Regions from separate parts of the Homo sapiens genome. Here region 1 is linked to region 2. Evidence: chromatin loops called from intact Hi-C (ENCODE). Cell type or tissue: MCF 10A. All regions are shown on one strand. Links, peaks and the distances in the headings refer to the core of each region. The heading gives the core; the rest is flanking DNA.

Region 1 (10,954 bases), core at 1,916-9,915, 130 kb before region 2:
GCAGCCTCAACCTCCTGAGCTCAAGCTATCATCCCACCATGGCCTCCCAAAGTGCTGGGATTATAGGTGTGAGTCACCGTGCTCGTCCACACAATGTAGTTTTATGTCACTTATGAAAAGTGTTGTAACATCAGAGCCCCTAAAAAGCTCTCTAAAATGATGTCAGTAATAGTACAACCCACACCCACTACCTTCCGTGTCCTATGGTTAATGGTAATAAGAAAAGAAGGATGGGGGTGTTGACTCTGCAGCTTTATGATGGGATCCTTCTCCAACTGCACCTTCATCTCAGACTGCTGCTGAAGCACCTCCTACTTTCTTCTGCCCATGATTCTTTGAAAACATTTTAGTGATGGTGAGGGTAGAGGTCTCATTGCTGCCATTTATCTATCAACTCCCATTGCTATTATTAATCACAATTAGCTCTTTATGTGAGCATTTATGTAGAAATAAAACACATGTTTATTGAATCTGTATGCCTAGATTTGAAGTAGGCTGCTTTGGAGATATAGATACGAAAATAGATAAATAAAATCTATGCTCTAAAGAAGCATTCATGCAGTGACAAAATCAGATGTGTGCACAGGCACAATTTTTCTCTATGGAAATAGATATTTTTTTTTTTCCCTGTGAGAAGTTTAGCTATCTGTGTTTAAGGTTGTACAATCAGGGAGATCTAGGTTAGTAGCTTGGCTTGTCCATGTAGTAACTATGCGATCTTGGGTAAGTTACTTAATTTTTACCATCCTTATTTGCATCAGACCTAAAATGAAGATAGTGATGCTTTCATTCCAGAATCGTTGTAAGTATTAAATGAGATAATGCATTCAAAGTTCCTAGCATAGGGTATTATACATGGAGAGTGTTGAATAAATCGTATGCAAGTGTGTATGTTTTTATATATGTATATAAAGACCTATTCCACTGATCTAACAAGTGCTTGCACATTCATTGGCGGTGGCAACATTTATTTTGCAAAGACAAAGTTGATGATAATAATAATTCCTGGGGCTGAGTCAGATCAGTTGGCCCTAGGACCCACTGTTTCTTCACAACCATGAAGTGTCCTTCCGTGGCTAGGCTCCTGTCCACTCCACCCATCCTTCACCCTCCCCATTGCCTCCCAGTCACCCTCACAGGACATGACTTTCCCTTTCTCCCACTCCAAGTGGTTATGCAAGAATCAGGCTGCTCTTTATCCTAGGGGCCCTTATAAGAACAAACTTGAGAAGAAATACTTAGTTATTTCAAAACATGAAATGAAGCAACTTGTCTCCCATTTCATCCATGAGTCAAGAAATTTGTTGGAAATGAGTTCCCATATCATCTTCTATGCTGATTTGGAATAAACCTGATAAGTTGTTCACTTTCTCTTGGCTTTAGGATTCTTGTTTGTAAAACAAACGATTGTGAAATAAGAAGGTTGGGTTGCCTGTGATGAGTGGAGTTGTTATAGTGAGAAGTACTAAAAAAGTGTTTGGTGAAGAGATCACTGTCAGAGACATCTGGACTTGTTAAGTACACTAAACTCTAACAGGATGATCTCAGGTAGAAGACTAAAGTGTGGGAAGAAGACCCAACCTAAATCTACCTTACCATGGCAGTGTTCTCTTTCTTTCTCTTTTCATCTGAAGATGGGGAGGGGTGAAATAATGACCTGAGAAAGGGATGGGAAGAATAAATATCGGAATATCAGCATGTTCATGTTGGAAACAGGGTGGTCAGGTCAACCATCAATTCTACCCCAGGACTTTTTCGAATGGGCACCAAAGGACACTGATTTGCCTTCTTGATTTGTCTCCAAGTTAACTTTTTCAAAAGTTAGGGGATAAACACTATATTTAATGATTTACTACATCCAGTGTGCAAGAGTTTATGTAACATTTTGTGAAATGTATTTATGTTTTCAGGCAATATCATATTTTTGGGTAATGATTTTCATAAAGTAAAAATTTTTAATTTTCAAGAAGAGATAGAGAATAATTAGGGTCTCTGAGAGGATGCTGGAAAATCATGCCCAAGATTCTTCTCTTCTCTGCCATACTTCCCACCCAAATTTAATATAAATAACTCAGTGTGGTTGTCTTAGATTTTAAAATGTGAAGAGTCTTCCTGTTACCTTCCTAGACACTGTCTCCAAAATATATTACTGCCTGACTTGCCCAAAGAAAGAAAGCATGTTATATATAGTCACTGATTTCTTTGTTCTGGCTTCTTTTGCCACAAACAACAAACCACTATGCTGTAATATAATTTAATTTAATTTAATTTTTTTTGAGACAGGGTCTCACTCTGTCACCCAGGCTGGAGTGCAGTGGTACGACCAAGGTAGGTGGGACTATAGGTGCACACCACCATGCCCAGCTAATTTTTTATTTTTATTTTTTATAGAGATGGGATTTCACTATATTGCCCAGGCTGATCTCGAACTCCTGGGCTCAAGCAATCTGCCCGCCTTGGCCTCTTAAAGTGCTGGGATTACAGACATGAGCCACCATGCCCAGTCTGTAATGCCATTTAGATGGTTGTTCTACTTATCTAAAAATAAGTGCTGACTTTTTGTCACTTTCATTGGGACAAGTTTAACAAATTCTTTACCTACAGAAACTAGAGAAAGAATTTGACTATTAAAAATATGGCAAGTGTTTCCAGAGTTTAGCCTTTCTATAAAATGCTATTCATTAGGCAATCCTCATTTGCAGGGAGGAAATGGAAAAGGTGATGTGACAGAGAGTGACCAGGTTGGAGAAGGAAGGATGGCAGGAGAATCTCTACTTTCAATGTTCAGAGGGGGCTTCTTTCTACGGGGAGGTAACATCAGAGCTGAGAATAGAAGGCTAATGATGACAAGCAACACAATAATGACCTATAACTATTAAGCACTTAATTATATTTCAGTCATTTACATATATTAATTCACAGTGTCCTGGTATTCGTACTCCCAAGTCCCTGCTTTTAAAATTCCCTGCTCTTGTGGTTAAATCTTGTGAAAAATTGGGGAAGAATATTCCAGAAAAAGGAATGGCAGGTAGAAAGTCTTTAAGCAAGCATGAAATTAGGTATGTTTAGGAACTGAAAGAAGCTCAGAGTGGCTTGTGTGTAATGAGCTAGGAAGAAAAGTTTATATGTATGGGGAAGTATATTGAAGGCCACAGTGAAAATAAAAGTTTTCGTTTTGTTCTTTAGTCTTAGGAATTATCTAATTTATTATTACTTTTTTTTTAGATATTTGAAGGTAAACTTCTAATTTTTTACTGTACATATGCAATGAACTGGCACATAGCAGAACAGACTCAGCATAGTTTTTTGAAAGAAAATATTCTAATATCATATCTTCAATATTATACAAATAATTATTGAGTGTGATAGAATTTAGCTATTTAGTATTTCTACTCTTTAAAATATCCAAGTCTAAATAACTCGCCAGCTTGAATAATGTCATCCGCCACAGTCTAAACAGGCCTATTGACCACTCCAGCAGATTGTTTCTATTAGGTGCATTTTCTTCTTGATCTTAAGACTTCCACAAAAGTATAAATATTTAACATCTTTGAGCAATTTAAGCAATCACAGTTTGCTGGAATATTAAAAATGCAATAGTGATGAAAAACAAAAGTATTTCTAACAGAATGCAGACCCAGATCTAGATAAATATAGCTTACTTGTTCATAATCTTCTTTCTCAGGAAACCATGCCTGTCTTCAACAGGATTTTTTCAGTTTAGGTTTGCCCTTTTAACACACTGAGTCATTGTTTGGTAATCAGAACAGTCTCCCCTAGCATTACATTTTTTCTAGGAAATTGGCTCACAGGTTTGATCACGCTTAACAAAGGGTGTCTACCTTGTAAAAAAGGACAAAGCTCTGTGTTGGTATATAGGTACTGAGGAGATTAGCATTTTTTAAAAGACTATTTTTTAGAGTAATTTTAGATTCACAGCAAAATTGAGAGGAAGGTATAGAGATTTCCTGTATACTCCCCACCCCTACACATGCATAGCCTCCACCACTATTAAAATCTCCTATCAGGATGTTACATTTGTTACAGTTGATAAGCCTGCACTGACACAATATAATCACCTCAAATCCATAATTTGCATTAGGGTTCACTCATGGTGATGTATATTCTACGAGTCTGGACAAATGTATAATGACATGAATTCACCATATAGTATCATACAGAGTATTTTCATTGTCATGAAAACCCCCTGTGCTCTGGCTATTCCTCCTTCCCTCCCTTCTAACCCCTGGCAACCATTGATCATCTTACTGTTTCTATATTTTTGCCTTTTGCAGAATATCCTATAGTTGGAGTCATATAGTATGTAACTTTTCAGTTTGGCTTCTTTCACTTAGTATACAAGCATTTAAGCTTTCTCCATGTCTTTTCAAGGCTTGATAGCTCATTTCTCTTTAGCACTGAGTAATAGTCCATTTTCTGGATGTGCCTCAGTTTATTTATACATTCATCTGCTGATGGACATCTCAGTTGCTTCCAAATTTTAGCAATTATGAATTAGGCTGTTATAAACATCTGTGTGCAGGTTTTTGTGTGGACCTAAGTTTTCCATTTCTTTGGTAAATACCAAGGAGCAGGATTGCTGGATCATATGTTAAGAGTGTTCAGTTTTTAAAAAGCTGCCAAATTGTCTTCCATAGTAGCTGTACTATTTTGCATTCCTACCAGCAATAAATGGGTCCTTGTGCTTCACATCCTAGTCAGCGTTTGATGTTGTTAGTTCTGGGTTTTGTTCATTCTCAAAGGTGTGTAGTGGTATCTCATTGTTTCAGTTTGAATTTCCTTGATAACGTATGATATGGAGCATCTTTTGAGGTTAATATTTTAAAATACCACAATGGGTAGAAACAGAAATGCCTGTTCTACTCCTGTGCAGAATTAGAGAGCTGAATTCTCTCAGGATGATGAATAGTTTGCAGCCCCAAATATTATGAGCCTTTTTGACAAAAAAAATGAAACAAAAGCAAAAAGACAAAAAACAAACAAAAAACAGAGTAGCTTAGTACTTGGGGTATTAAGAACATGTTGAAAAAGATTGACCCCCTGAGGTTAGTGAGAATTGTTTTAGGTGAAGAAAAGGCAAAAAAAAAAAGCTTCATTCAGATGCAGGACTAAGTGTTTATTATTTGAGTCCAGAAATGGATGGGAGTGAATAAAAGGGGATGTTCCCTTAGTAGGGTGATGTTTTTGGCAACAGTACAACTGATGTTGCAAGAAGGGAAACAGTCTCCAGATGAAAATCTCTTACAGGTTGGCGTTTGCCCAAAACTGAAATGTTGACAGGGAAGTACAGGCACACCCAAAAACATCCTGATTAAATTGCAGGTGTTGTGCAAAACCAAGTGGGAAGAGCAAGTATTTTTAACTAGTAAGCAGATTCTGGTAGTTGCCTTATATATGGTGTGTGTAGTGTGTGATTTTATAAAATCTCAGGAAACAAGGTAACTGTTTTATGCTTTTGTTATCAAGCTAAGTTTTGTGTGGAGAATCATATACTATTTGTTTCGGAATGTACATTTCAAGTTATTTCTAGCGTTTTTTTTTGCAGAAGTAATTCCTCTTAAATAAAAATGTAAATGGAATTTTACTACATAGAAACGATATTTTATTCATAAAATAACCTTATAAGTTCAAATTGAATAAATTTCCTCAGTATATAGTCAATAAATGAAACTAAGGTTGTTTTGATTAATACAAAAACTTGGAATGAGAGCTTACTATGACACTTGTGATTTCACATAATCCTTAGCATCTAATTTAGTTTAGTATTTCTTTTGTATTTACACACTATCAAAAAAGATCCTAATTTACTCAGAAAACTAGTTGCAAATGGGAAGTCTTTAACAGGTTACTATGTAATCTCAGGATACTCTTGCAGAAGAAGCCTTTAATGTGAGGCCCATAAAAAGCAAGTCAAACTGGAAACACAAGTTAATGCATTGATAGTTTCCAATGTGTTAACATCTGGCATAGAGCTTTCTGGAGTGTTTTAAGTATTACGATATTTAAAATATTTTCCCCAAAACACTTAACATGCAAGTTGAGGTCAACATCTGTTGAACTTTTTCCACAGAAGCTCTTCCACAGAAACCTAGGGCTCAAAAGAACACTACTAGTTGTTAGTGGTGATGTGATAATTATCTCAGACTTCTCAAGAACTGAAGAGTATACACTCCAGTAAAATAAACAAGTGGAACACTGTTAAATAAAATAATGTACATTCTTGCTAGGAAATGTCACAAGCAAGACTGGAATCCAGGCTTCTTGGCCTCTTTCATGTTGAATTTTCATGGAGAATGAATTCAACACAGCATGTAATGGTTCACTGATTGTCAATTTTATTCATTTGTCACTTTATTAAGACATGCCTTATGGGCTAGTGCTCTTTCTTTTAATATGTGTTTCACCAACTAGATTTAAAGTCCCTTACCTAAAGGAATTGAGCCATATATTTTTCTGTAGCCACTAGCCCTGTGTGCACATAGTAGGAAATTAATAACATACTTTGGTTATTCATTTAAGAAATATACAAACTTATTCCCAAATAAACACCTATTGTTAATAATTTACTTGATGTGAGACATTCTGCTGATGCTTCTAGCTGTACAATTTTCAGTGCGTAGACTGATCTAGCTGTATATTTTGTTCAAAATCTCATGAGATAATTTTGTTTTCCTAATTAATGAAAGACATATAGATTGAATATCCATTACGTCTCTAGTGCACAGATAATTCTATGGATGCAATGGTGAGTCTTTTGCACAACTATTTCACGTATTATAAACACAAGAAGTTATTCACTAGAAACCATCATGTCAATGGGTAGTCATCATTGCTAAGTTTGTCATTAAATTGGTCTTTTAATGGGGATATTTGGTATTTTCTCTTTCATTTGCAATGATAGCAAATGGTAGCATTTAGATCTGATTTCATGTTGTGGGAAGACTAAAATTTCTTTTTCAGAAATATCCTGGCTTTGCTTAATAATATTTCATGTCCCACTCCTATATGTGAGTGTTATTATCCATCCAAGCAAAATATGTGTTGCCTCTTTAATGTTTGTAACAAGATTTCAATTTTTTCTTAAGCATTAGAGTGAATAATATAGAGTTGGCCTTTTGTTTCTAAAAAAAATGAAAAACTGGCAGTTTCATGTGGTTTTATCTAACGTATGAATCTAACTCAAATCCACAAATTGTTTGTATCCAACTCTTATCAAAAGTTCTGTGGAGAAAAGTGATAATAATGGAAGTTTAGTTTAAAGCAGGGGTCAGCAAAAGTTTTATGTAAAGAGCCAGATAGTAAATATTTAGGTTTTGTGGGCCATATGGTCATTAGAATTACTCTCTACACTACACTAGCATGAAAGCAGCTATCGACGTGAAGTAGATAAATGCATCTGGCTGTGTTGCAATAAAACTTTATTTACAAGAATGGATAATGGGCTGTATTTGGTCTGGGGTCTGTATTTTGCTCACCCCTGCCTGGCTTAAAGGATAGAGAATGATGTATCTGGACAATGTTGCTGTGTTATGAATTGTTATGAATTGCCTTTGCTGAATTAGTCTGTGATGTTTTGCTCTGGGCTTTCACTGGGGAAGAAGTTGAAAAACAACCTTATGAAATTATTTGTTGCATTTGCTCTGGGGATGCCACTGAGAATATTATTCACATGATTAATCAGTATTTCATTCAGAGCTAAAATCTAGAAATGATTTGCTTCTTCCAATGCCTAACTGATTTTTTGACTTTCAAAAATAAGAGTTATGGGGAGGGCAGAGTTGGGGGAGAGCGCCAGAGAAAATAGCTAATGCATGCTGGGCTTAATGCCTAGGTGATGGGAAAATCTATGTAGCAAACCACCATGGCACATATTTACCTATGTAACAAACCTGTACATCTTGCACATGTACCCTGGAACTTAAAATACAAAAAAAAAAAAAAAGGAGTTATAACTGACTGTGTCTCTCCTTTATGCTTTGGCTACTAGTAATATCAACACGAAAGCTGAGGTTCCACTAAAGCAACAATGTCAGTTATGATGTGTAGAGATCAGATTTTCTTTTTTTTTCTCTGTAATTGTTCTTATTTTGACTATATATTCAAATTAAATTTTCTTTGGCTTAAAAAGTTTTGTATTATAATCCACCATTTCCCTTTGCACTATTTATTACAAACTGACTCAAATTCTTGTGGATAATGTTTGAGAGTAAACACACAAAGTAAGTGATACATTTTTTATGTCTGAAAATCAAATTTCCTGCAAAGTTTTAGCATCCAAAGTCTTTTAATCTCAAGCACAAATTACTAAATTCTTTTAATCCAACAAATTTATGAAGATCTACTCTCTTGCCCTCAAGCAGTTTATAACCTGCTAGGGAAGACACATGTGTAAACAAGTAATGACAAAGCAACAAGATAATTCTTACAATGGAGGTATCTATACCAGGCAGCCCGGAGCTTGAGTTTCTAAGGAATGATGCTGTTGCATTATCCCCTCATTGGCATAGTGAGGCCAGTTCAGCAGAAGCAAATCTTTTGTGGATAGTCATTACCTCCTGTGGAAAAACTTCAAGGCATATAAACAAAATGAGGCTTGTACTTCCTCTTTTTATAAGCTCAAAAACTCTTCTATGATTAATTTAGACATTAAAATTCACCTTTTACGAAAACATGTTAATTTCCACCAAGATTTATTATGTATTTGTTAAAGCCATCAGTTTAAGCCTTATATCTAAATTAGACTGTGAATACTTCAAGAGTTTAAAGTTATATTACAGCCTGTAAACTTTTTTTTCACCAGGAAAGCCAAGGCATTTCTCTTCATGTTATTTAATACATACAAGCAAGACTAGTAGATGATTAAAAACCCATAAGTAATATTTTAAGGGCATTAAAGTAACTAATAAAAAATATAAGAAAAAATGTTATTGGGCCAGGCATGGTGGCTCACGCCTGTAATACCAGCACTTTGGGAGGCTGAGGTGGGCGGATTGTCTGAGCTCAGGAGTTCGCGACCAGCCTGGGCAACACAGAAAAATCCCGTCTCTACTAAAATACAAAAAATTAGCCGGGCATGGCTGGCGTGTGCCTGTAGTCCCAGCTACTCAGGAGGCTGAGGCAGGAGAATTGCTTGAACCCAGGAGGTGGAGGTTGCAGTAAGCCGAGATGGCGCCACTGTACTCCAGCCTGGATGACAGTGACTCCGTCTCAAAAAAAAAAAAAGTTATTCATAATAATTATGTCGGTAAATAAAACTCTTGTAATTTTTTCTTTGTTTCATGTGCAAAATAACATCCTTAAAATTATATCTATGCTGTTGTGTTTAAGCAATCATACATTTTTTTTCCATCAAACTATATATTTTTATGTTTATAATGTCAATATCTGAAAATTATTCATTAATTTGTTAGCAAATATTTATCAAGCACCTATTATGTGCCAGGTTCAGTTCCATATACAGTGGATACTGTAGTGAACGAGATAGGCAGTCCTTGACTTCATGGAGGCTACAATCTAATGGAAGAAGAGAGATGATAAAGATAGAGACAAATTTTTAGGAATACATATTTAAATAGTGATTAGAGCTATGATAAAAATAAAAGATAGAGATGGGAAAATAAGATGTTGGAGGATGGTGGTGGGTGGTGATCTACAAAGGTCTTTCTTTTTTTAATTATAATTTTTTAAATTTTAAAAGGTTTCTTGTAGAGATGGAAGGTCTCAGCATGTTGCTTTAGGCTGCTCTTGAACTCCTGGCCTCAAGTGATTCTCCTGCCTCGGCCTCCCAAAGTGCTGGGATTACAGGCATGGACCACCACACTCAGCCTTAAAGGCCTTTCTAAAGAATGATGAGAAGGATCCAGCCATGTGAAAACCTGGCAGGGAAGAGAAAGTATTTAGAATTTATTTAAGATTCTCCTATAGTCAGGGAATTAAGTTACTCATAAATTTTTAATATCAACAATATTATAGAAAACATAACTATATGCAATCTTTATTCTTACCTGCAATGGGAAAAATGTCTTTTAATAAATTATCCTTATTATGCTATTTCAAATGAGTAACATGAAGTCATTTTGGTTTGCCTGCAGATGCTTCACTCTGAGGTTCTGAGCCTGTTCCTAAGGAGAACAATTCTATTGAAGCTTCATTTCTTTTCTTCCAGGATGGAGCTTCCAGGATAGAGCTTCTTTTTTCCTCATGGCCTTGACCACCTAGAATGCCACTAGAATGGAGGTGAAACTGCGGTACATATATGGAGGGTTTGGAGGGTGGCTTAAGGATAAAATAGGAAAGAGGGAGGCAGATGGTAGGAAATGAGACTGGCACTCAATCATTTGAAGCTTACTGAAAGATTATACGATATTAAAAGTTAACATTCGAAGTTGTCCTGTCCTCTCACTATGGAAACGTTTATAATCAGCCAACAGAGAATAAGAATGTTGTCTGATAATGAACTATACTTTCGTGGTCACCCAGGTATTGCAGTATATAGTTGAGAGGTTAAATAGGCATGTGGTTAAAACATATATAAAATATCTTTAAATTTTCTTTTTTAGAATACGTTCTCAGAATTGGGACTTCCAGGTCAATGGCTATGATTATGTTTGTGGTTCTTGATATATCACCACATTGTTCCTAAACAGACTCTGTGTATCAATTTACTAGCCCTCCAAGAGCATCCTCTGAGGCCTATCTCACCAGACTGGTTGATATTTAAAACACAATTTAAATTCTTACATGCCAGGATTGAACTGGAGACTGATTGTCTAAGTGATCATCTGCTAAGTCTGGATAAAAGCACACACTGAACACCCTCACTGTTGATCCACAGTCTAAAACCCCCAATAGAGCATGCTTCTCCCCTCCTTTGGGCAGCCCTCCTGCACATGTAGCTTTTTGGCAACCCTATGAATTCTGTGTCTACCACATA
Region 2 (10,954 bases), core at 1,233-9,232:
TGTTTTCATGAAATAATGCAGTGATGTGACATAACGCTGATTGTGACATGGGTTAGTGATTTTCACAAATAGGATTTTGACTTAATACATTGAGCATCTGATATTTTGGACCTTTTAGTATTTGAGACTGACTTGTCAAAATAAGGATTTTTTTCTGAATAAAATGCAATCGATTGAAGTTGAATGAAGTGCAAAATGAGGTGTGCTCTACGCCCCTGGAACCCATGTCACCCTGACATAAAGGTCTGTTTCCATGGTAGCAGATCAAGGCATTAACTGTTTGTTTCGGGGCTGATATGATGACAAGATTTTGATTCTGAATTTGCCCTCATTAGTTCTGTCTTTGGATTCCCCACTTCCTCTTGCATCTGGTCTCATCACAAGTTAATGATAACCAGTCATTACAAGAAGAAAATAAAAAACATAATCATCTGGTGAAACTTTCTAGAACCTGATAAATGGAAAAACTTTTGTTCCCATTAATTCACTTGACCTTTCCAAAGGGTGCCTCAGAATGGTTTTAAGAGGCTTTTTTCCCTGTTGTCCTTATGATTATCCTCATGCCTGGCCTGAGTGTTGGTGGTTAAATGGAAAAAGAATAAAGAATGATTACTTCTACTCCCTCCCGCGTTGCACCTGTTGCTTACATTTAAAGAAACATGGAGTGGGCATATGGGAGAATGGAAAGAAAAGGAAAAGAAAAGCATGAGAACTGCCTCTATTGTGATCATTGTGATGGGTTGGCTCAAAAACTGAGCCAAGTTTTTCATATTTCTCAAGTTCCATGAAGTCCAACATGTTCAGTCTGTTGCTTTTCTTGAAAAATAAAATGATTTAATGATACTTTAGAAAGAAAGGGCATGCCCAATAAAAGAGACAAGATTTATATGTTATCTCTTGGTTTATCTATTAAAGGAAATTATAATTCTCATAGAAAACACTTACATAGAGAGTTAACATGTGCCAAGCACCGTGCTAAGTGCTATACCTATATGCACTTACGTATACTAAGACATTTATGCTATTTTAAGTTACAACAAAGAGATGTAAAATTATTTTCCCAGAGCTTCAAAATTATTAACTTGTAGAGGCAATTTTCAAACACAGATAGTCTAATACCAGACTTTAACAGTTAATCACGATTCTTTGCAGTCTCCTAAAATCTGATGCTTTCTGGTGTGATGCTTAAACATTTCTTAGTCATTGATTCCTACTCTCATTTACTAATTGACAGCATCATTCAGTTTGACAGCTGTGTGTCAAAATATTCACACAGCCTTTTTGTTTATTTGTGGTTATGTGTGCATGTGTGTGTAAGTCAAAGAAAATTAAAATAATTTTTGAATATAATTTTGCAATATCTTTAGAGATAATTATGGATAACTTGGAGTAAGTCAGGAATAAGCTTAGGAATCTCTTCTGTAGTATTTGTATCTGCACTTTTATTAACTTTTAGTTGAAAGTGAAAACAGCTGGCCACTTTGTTCTTTAATTCTTTACTCTTCTTCCTCCAAAGTTTCCTTCAACTTTTTATCAATGCCTGATATGGTTTGGCTGTGTCCCCACTCGAATCCCATCTCAAATTCCCATGAGTTGCAGGAGGGACCTGGTGGGAGGTAATTGAATCATGGGGGTGAGTCTTTCCCACGCTGTTCTTGTGATAGTGAATAAGTTCACGAGATCTGATGGTTTTAAAAATGAGAGTTTTCCTGCTCAAGCTCTCTCTCATTGCCTGCTGCCATCCATGTAAGACATGATTTGCACCTCCTTGTGGGTCACCATGATTGTGAGGCCTCCCCAGCCATGTGGAACTGTAAGTCAATTAAACCTCTTTCTTTTGTAAATTGCCCAGTCTCAGGTATGTCTTTATTAGCAGTGTGAGTGCGGATTAATACAGTAAATTGGTACCAGTAGAGTGGGACATTGATGAAAAGATACCCCAAAATGTGGAAGTGACTTTGAAACTGGGTAACATGCAGAGGTTGGAACAGTTTGGAGGGCTCAGAAGTAGATAGGAAAATGTGGAAAAATTTGGAACTCCCTAGAGACTTGTTGAGTGGCTTTGGCCAAAATGCTGATAATGATATGAACAAAGAAATCCAGGCTGAGGTGGTCTCAGAAGGAGATGAACTCATTGGGAACTGGAGCAAAAGTGACTCTTGTTATATTTTAGCAAAGAGACTGGTGGCACTTTGCCCCTGCCCTAGAGATTTGTGGAACTTTGAACTTGAAAGATGATTTAGGGTATTTGATGAAGAAATTTCTAAGCATCAAAGGATTCAAGAGGTGACTTGGGTGCTGCTAAAGGCATTCAGTTTTAAAAGGTAAACAGAGCATGAAAGTTTCGAAAATTTGCAGCCTGACAATGTGACAGAAAAGAAAATCCCATTTTCTAAGGAGAAATTCAAGCCAGCTTCAGAAATTTGTGTAAGTAACAAGGAGCTGAATGTTAATCCCCAAAACAATGAGGAAAATGTCTCCAGGCATGTCAGATGTCTTCATGGCAGCCCCTCCCATCACAGGCCCAATGGTGTAGGAAGAAAAAATAGTCTTCTGGGCTAGGCCCAGGGTTTCTGTGCTGTGTGCAGCCTAGGGACTCAGTGCCCTGTGTCCCAGCCACTCCAGCTGTGACTAAATAGGGCCAAGGTACAGCTCAGGCTGTGGCTTCAGAGGGTGCAAGCCCCAAGTCTTGGCAGCTTCCATGTGGTGTTGAGCCTGTGGGTGCACAGAAGTCAAATATTGAGGTTTGGAAACCTCTGCCTAGGTTTCAGAGGATGTACAGAAACACCTGGATGTCCAGGCAGAAGTTTGCTGCAGGGGCAGGGCACTCATGGGGAAACTCTGCTAGCGCAATGCAGAAGGGAAATGTGGGGTGGGCACCCCCACCCAGAGTCCCCACTGGGGCACTGCCTAGTAGAGCTGTGAGAAGAGGGCCACTTTCCTCCATACCCCAGAATGGTAGATCTGCTGATAGTTTGCATCATGTGCCTGGAAAAGCTGTAGACACTCAATGGCAGCCCATGAAAGCAGCCAGGAGGGAGGCTTTACCCTTTAAAACCATAGGTGCAGAGCTGCCCAAGACCATGGGAACCCACCTCTTGCATCAGCACGACCTGGATGTGAGACATGGAATCAAAGGAGATCATTTTGGAGAAGATTTGACTGCCCTGTTGGATTTCAGACTTGCATGGGGCCTGTAGCCCCTTTGTTTTGCCCAATTTTTCCCATTTGGAATGGCTGTATTTACCCAATGCCTGTACCCCCATTGTATCTAGGAAGTAACTAACTTGCTTTTGATTTTGCAAGCTCATAAGCAGAAGGAACTTGCCTTGACTTGGATGAGACTCTGGACTGTGGACTTTTTAGTTAATGCTGAAATGAATTAAGACTTAGGGAGACTGTTGGGAAGACACGATTAGTTTAGAGATGTGAGGACATGAGATTTTGGAGGGTCCAGGGGCAGAATGATATGGTTTGGCTATGTCCTCACCAAAATCTCATCTCAAATTCCCACATGTTTTGGGAAGGACCTGGTGGGAGGTAATTGAATCACTGAATCATCATTATCGTGAGAAAAGCAGGTCTTTCACATGCTTTTCTCCTGATAGTGAATAAGGCTCAAGAGATCTGATGGTTTTATAAGTGGGAGTTTCCCTGCACAACCTCTCTCTCTCTCTTTGCCTCCTGCCATTCATGTAAGACATGACTTACTCCTCTTTGCCTTCCACCATGATTGTGAGGCCTCCCTAGCCCTGTGGAACTGTAAGTCAATTAAACCTCTTTCTTTTGTAAATTGCCCAGTCTCAGGTATGTTTTTATCAGCAGCATGAAAACAGACTAATACAGTGCCTCTATTTCAAACCTGAGTGTGTGGGATTGAGATATATCTAGATAGTTGGTGATAATGCTGTAATTTGTTTAGTCATTCAGGTTCATCCTAATGAAGTATTGATAAGACAATAAGCGTTTATACTTTGGGCTGCGTTTGGGTCAGGGTTCAACAAAATAATGCTACTTATTCCATATTGGAGTTCATTTTTAGATTTCAATTCACTCTCAATTTTTGCTTAATTCCTGGTGGGGAGAATCATTTAAATCAATTTGATATGATTTAAGTCACAGCATGATTAAATCTTCATCAAAAAAGAGCTTTACCAACATAGTCATAACATATTATCATAATATTATCATAATAGTCATAAGATCATCAATGGCCATTTATTAGGCCTCCATTTAACATATAATATTGACTTAAATTACTACTATACTTTAGAGTTTGAGGGTGATGACAGAGTAAAATACTTGAATCAGCCTCTAAAACTGTGTACATATAGAGGTGTTTAATAAAGCCGTTCTGGGCAGTTTTTATTTCATAAGCCAGAAATAATTTAGCATTTTATTAAGATTTGTATTACTGAAAACTGTCAGGTACCCAAATGCTGAATGATTGATAGTGTTTCTCTACCCTCTAGTGGTCTGATGCAGAACTGAAAAGGCCAACACGAGAATCTTCAAGTACAATTGCCTGGGAATCCTGAGGTCTGGACAGCAACACCTGAATCTGAATCTCTTTTGGGTTGAATCATAAAAGAAAATAGTATGGAGAGATTTAAGGCCAGGCCTCTGGAGAAGGGTAATATAAGCATGGATTTTCATCTTTAAGCTGATTTCAAAACATGACAGATGGAGTGGAGGTGGTTTACAAAAACGTTTCCCCTTTACATGTCTTACTTATTCTGGAATACTGAAGGGTGAAGTACATTGAAACAAATAATCTCTCCCTGGATTTCTCATCAATGACATTATTGACATTGGGCGTGACAATGCTTTGTTGTGGAGGACCCCCTTGTGCATTATAGAATGTTTAGCAGCATCCCTGTCTTCTTACCCACTAGATAACAGGAACATCCTGCACCCCATCCCTAACTGTGATAATCAAAATGTCTCTAGCATGGAAAATATCTTCTTTGGAGGAAGAATTTCCCCCATTGAGAACCGTCTTGCTCTTAACGGTTCCTATTAGGTAGGTTGGAAATAATTTGCCAATAAAAATAATTATTTTATTGGCAGGGCGCGGTGGCTCATGCCTGTAATCCCAGCACTTTGGGAGGCCAAGGCAGGCAGATCACGAGGTCAGGAACTCGAGACCATCCTGGGGCTAGCACGGTGAAACCCCGTCTCTACTAAAAATACAAAAAAATTACCAGGGCTTGGTGGCATGCACCTATAATCCCAGCTACTCAGGAGGTTGAGGCAGGAGAATTGCTTGAACCCAGGAGGCAGAGGTTGCAGTGAGCCGAGATGGTGCCACTGCACTCCATCCTGAGAGACAGAGTGAGACTCCGTCTCAAAAATATATATATATTTTAATACTTAGCACTTGCTAATAATCCCTGTATTATTTAATTTAATCCTTATAAGAATCCTCAGGTGTAAGTCCTACACTAGTATTATCCCAGTCTTACAGATGAGGAAACGAGGACTCAGAGGAGTTGAGTAACTTTTGTGACATTGCATAGGCAAATGGTAGAGCCAGCATTAAAATCCAGGTAGTCTAGCTCTGAAATCTGCATTTCGAAACACTCTATCATAAGAGTGTCAACCTTTTTTTTTTTTTTTTTTTTTTTGAGACGGAGTCTCGCTCTGTCGCCCAGGCCGGACTGCGGACTGCAGTGGCACAATCTCTGCTCACTGCAAGCTCCGCTTCCCGGGTTCATGCCATTCTCCTGCCTCAGCCTCCCGAGTGTCAACCCTTTTAAATCTCTCAAATGGGATGAAAAAGAGCATTACTGATTTACAAGCAATAATAATCCATAGATTCCAATTTGCATAATTCTCTGGACTGACAATAAAACAGAAGGGAAAGACAGTGGAATGACCTTGTCAGAGGAAGATCCATTCATTTTCTTCATTTACTTATCGAATGCCTACTGTCTACACAGATACAGAAATGTATAAAACAAAGGTCCTGCCTTCTGAAGCTTACTTACATTGTTGCAATCAACAAGAAAATGAACAAAGTCATATATATGATATTTCATATAATAATATGCTATGGAGAAGATAGAACATGTTAAAGGGAATAGACAGGGCATGAGATGGAGCAAGAGTTCTGCTATTTTTATATAGGTCAGGGATGAAGGAATGAGAAAGTGACCAAGTGAAGATGTGATGGGGAAGTATTCCCAGTGGTGAGAATAACAAATGCAAAGGCCCTGAGGTAGGAGTATATTTGAAGTAGGAGCAAATTTGCTAGCGTGGCATGGGGAAGGCAAGTAGTCAATAGGATTGGAGTAGAGTTGAGTGAAGGGGAATAGAAGAAGATGAGGTTGAGAGGCAGTGGCAAACAGGCAGGAAGGGAACTGCAGATCTTGCAAGGCCTAGTAAGCCCTTGTAAGAACTTCAACTTTTACTCAGCATGAGATGAAAATGTATTGGAAAGAGAAATGCCATGCTCTGACTTAATTTTTCAAAAGATTATGCCAACCTTCTTTCCATGTTTGGAAAGTAGTTTTTCATACTGATTAAAATAATAAGTTCTGCAATCAGACTGAACTAATTCTAAATATCTCTAAAAAGTTCACTTTCTGTGGGTTTTGGGACAAGTAACTTGCCTTTGTCTTGATTTTCTTGTCTGAAAAGAAAAAGATGTGGCAGTACTCTAGTTTATTGAATCTAAGTGCCATCAGACAGGAGATGCACCATTATTTTACGTATCAATAAGAAAACAAAACATAACACTGCTAATGATGTACAAATCAGTCAAATCAGGCTCATGTACAAGTTAGTCAAATCAGTCTCTCTGAGTTTGGAAATGTCATTAATCTATTGCTGGGGACTTGGCAATTTTTCCTGCCTTCACTTGCATTGCTTGGCATGAAATAGACAATTATTTTGCATATATCCCTGCCTTTGCTTGAATTGCTTGTCATGTAATAGACAATTATTTTACATATGTCTAGAAACAAAATGAAGCACAACTTCATTTATTTATTGATGCTTTCATTTCTTAGTGCCCCATAAAGCATTTGGCTGTTGCTTTGGAAAAAAAGATGAAATTTCTTTCTTATAATGAGTATTTACTTTACTAATACCAAATTTAAAGTCACATCTTATGCTTGTCAAAAAACCTTTGGTTTAGTGTGAAATATTTTTAAACAGCAGCAATTAAACTCGGCATATACAGTGCCAATGATGTGCATAAGTCAACTGAAGTGACAGGAATATGAGTTTGCGCATTCATAGACAACAAGAGAATTACATCATGTCTGCCCTTTGGCCCATAGTGATTGTAAGGTGACATCAATCTTATATAAAAATATATATAGATAAAGACATGATGTATAGAAAATGATATGTATGTCTAAAATCTGTGTGTATGTGTGTTTTTGTTTCAGAATTGATAAAATATGTGGTAGTACCTGCGCTACAGAACAGAATTCACTTGGAAGTTCTTGGCATATAGTAAGCACTCAGTAACTGTCAGTTATCGCTCTCATCTCTATGAAGACTGTATTTGACATGACATCATCTCCATAAGATTCCTGAACTCAACTTTATTTCCTCTTTTTTCCTTTAACCCCAATTTTCTAATACCAATTAGTAAGGTGGCTTCCTCTCCTTCTGGACTTGCTACTCCCAGAAGGAAATTAAATTACAAGTCTCTAATTCCCTAGGCATTCCCTTGTAGCCAAAGTCATTAATCAGTGGCTCATATTTAAAAAAATTGCTCTAGGCCTCTGGAGACTCTTTCTATGGCATAATAGATTTTCATTTGTTTCTCATCCCCTGAGTAGCTTTTAATTCAGGATGGATATTTGCCCTGCAATTTCTTTTATTCCCTGGATAATTTGAAAAGCCAGGGGAACAGTGTCACTTTGTCTTATCCCTTCCCTCTTTATTAGTCAGTCTGTTCTAACAAAATGTTGGTTGGTCCACGCTTTTCATGGAATGTCATGGTTAACTGATAAGCTGCCCCCAAACTCGGTATCCTGGTTTAATGTTATAATCATAATGCCCTCTGAGATCACTTAGAGAAAAGCTGAGGGTAGCAACTCTGTGGATTCTTATTTACCTTATGCGTTTGACATCTGCAATGATGTGCTTCTTTACCACCTCCCTCATCAAATTAAACTAAGAATGAAAACAGATGGGCTGGGAAGCCAGTGGATCAAAAGAAGGACCTGGGGGAAGCTCAGCTTGGGGACCGGCTTGCTCTTTGCCCTCACTATTTGTCAACTGGGAATCTCCTGGGTGCTCAGCTGTGCTGGAATCTCAGGTAAGGCAAAGACTTTGTCAGTTTCTATCAGGCCCAAGTGCTTAACAAGATCTTAAGTCTACATATGGAGTTGCTGCTAGGTCTCCTAAAGCAGGTGATGTGTTCAGAATTACAGGCTGTATAAATGTCACAGAGTCAGTCGGGAGAGTACCCATTTGTGAGGAGAGGTGAGCAGTTGAAAACTCCTTTATATTTTAGTTAGTTGACCCCACTTACTTCATCTGGGTAGAGTGTAATGAAGCTGATTACTGGGTCCCTTTAAAATTATTGATTAAAATTTAAGGTAATCTATCTAAACTATACATTCCTGATTATTGATAGAACTCTAAGCAGTTTAATTCACTTGTTACTCACGCCTAGATTGGAATTTGTAAAGTGGCTAGTGTCCAGATACTTGTCCTAGAGGTCACTTAGGCTCTAATTGATTTTCCTGAAAGCTTTGAAACTATCTGCCATTTTAACTCTCAAACTTTTTTTGACAGTCATCTCCCGGTTGGCTCTCTCATTTGAGTGTGTTTTCATTGCATGTTATTATTTCTTTGTTTTATTATCCAAGTTCATATGAAAATGAACCCAAAGTATTATATTTTAGCTGCCCATTCCCATTATGGGATGTCTAGAGTCCTGCTTTTCCTTATTATTATTTTTTTAAATTTAAAAACCCTAACACTTGCAGGCTTTAATAGTCTTTCTTCTTTGATGCATTTCAGATAAAGAAAATGGTTGTAAATTGAGAGAAATCTTTCTGATTCGTGCCTATGCATTGATCTTATCCATAAGGATCTGTCTTCAGAGGAGAAATGTATAGTCTAGACAGGAAGAGGAATAGTGGGTATAGGGAAACAACAGGCAGAGTGGAGCTCCCCCTGGCTCTGTGGATTTAACCTCTGGGAACAAACACCCACAACGGGTCCCTGCGTTTGAAAAGGATTAGTAAAGCTGAGGGGGCTAAATAAATATTCATGATCACATACAAGCAAATGATTAGAAGTCAGACAACCTGCCCCTGGTAAGAGTCTGTTATAAGCAAAATATTCTCCCTAGAAGGAAAGGAGATTGATATTAACAATTTTCATTGGTCTTGGAGAGACTGATCTTATTGTCTGTCAAATGAAGTTAGAATTAGGTTTGAAAGAGTCTTAAGCTTCTTTAATAATCTATCCTAATCACCTGTCTAATGCTATACCCCGTTACTACAGAAACATCTTTAATACCCTTTTATTTGAGGAGTCTATTCTGGGAAATATTCTGTTGATGGAGAGTTTAGGGGGATCTGATGTTGTTCAGCCAACTTAAAATCAATCTACCAAAATTAATTTGGACCACCTACTATTTGCCTGTTTTTCTAGTTGCTGAGATTATGACAGTATTAAAGGTGTAGTGGATTGCATCGCTGGCCTTGAGTCTTGATCCCATCCCTTTCCATACTTGTTGCTGGGTAACTTTGAAATTCATCTCACTAAATAGAGAGACATGTTGAGTGGCCAGCCAGTCCAGATTTACCCAAGGACTTTCCTGGTTTTACTATGGAAATTTCTGCATTCTGGAAGCCCCCCAAGTCCTGGGCAATCTGAGATGGTTGGTCACTCTTAGTGAAGTGTATTTCTATATCCCTTTGCTGTGAGATAGGTCTTGTGTTATATTTGGCCAATAGGATGAGGTAGAAATTACAGTGTGTCAGTTCTAAACCTATTCCTTAATAGACTTTGCATGTTTGCCCTATCTGTGCTTCTGCTGTCACCATAAGTACATGCTCTGATTATCACGTTGATCCAAGTAGGATGTTGGTGTGTAGAGCACAGCCAAACTCAAGACAGCAGCCCAGATAAACCCCGTTTGTACCAGCCAATCTCCAGCAAAGTTATAGTTACATGAGCAATAATAAATGGTCATTGTTTTGAACTACTGATTTTTGGCATGCTTTATTACAAACAGCAATAATCAACTTGTACAAATAAATTTTATCAGTAGCAGAAATTGGGCTGAAAGCTTTACATAGATCATTTCCTGCTACCACACTGTGAAGTAGTAATTATTATCTCTATTTTACTGTTAGTCAAATGGTTGGTACATAGGAAGATGGAATAAATATCCAAGGTAAGCAATGAAGATTATTTCAAACTCATTTCTAAAGTAATCTAATACCTTAAAGATTTTAAGCATTATCATGCAGTATAAGCTCATTATAAAAGATTTAAGCAAATCAGAAATATAAATAAGAAAAAGCAAAATGTCATTCCTTCCATTCCTGGCTCTCTTTCTCATTTCTCTAACTCTTTCTCTCTGATATAACCGCCATCAACTTTTGGTATAAATCTTTCCAGATGTTTTTCTATGCATTTTATAAACATATTTCTGTATTTAAAAATTTCATATAATTGGAAATTACATATAGTTCTGCAGTATTTTCTCTGGATATTTCATATAATTCCATGCTGATACATATAGAGGCATCCTATGCTCTTTTAACCGCTACTTATTACTTCATAAAATGACAGTACCGTAATTTGAACATTCTATTAATAATAAGCATTGCAATTGATTCCAATTTTCCCTATTCCAAATGATTCTATGAACTTTTTTTTCACATATCATTTTGCACATATGGGTATTTCTATAGAAAAAAATTCTACAGCTTAATGCCATTTTCAGCCAATTATACCTTAATGTTTAATA

Evidence for each region. A loop is a pair of places that touch in the nucleus more often than their neighbours do. Peaks named below come from ENCODE experiments on the same cell type or tissue, not always from the same donor. Only the 100,000 strongest peaks of a DNase experiment are listed, where the experiment ranks them.
Region 1: a loop joins it to region 2, with 4 times the contacts of the local background. A loop is called at or near these places in 4 of 110 quality-filtered maps.

The regions. Positions count from the first base shown.
Region 1 is chr12:89,174,507-89,185,460 of GRCh38, reverse strand. No RefSeq gene overlaps it. Among named protein-coding and RNA genes, the nearest start is that of LINC02458, 160 kb to the right of the region's middle. In MCF 10A, for the core only: no CTCF peak of the experiment used is centred there; DNase peaks (open chromatin) are centred at 3,770 and 5,260.
Region 2 is chr12:89,044,786-89,055,739 of GRCh38, reverse strand. No RefSeq gene overlaps it. Among named protein-coding and RNA genes, the nearest start is that of LINC02458, 31 kb to the right of the region's middle. In MCF 10A, for the core only: a CTCF peak has its summit at 4,482 (motif pointing left); a DNase peak (open chromatin) is centred at 4,489.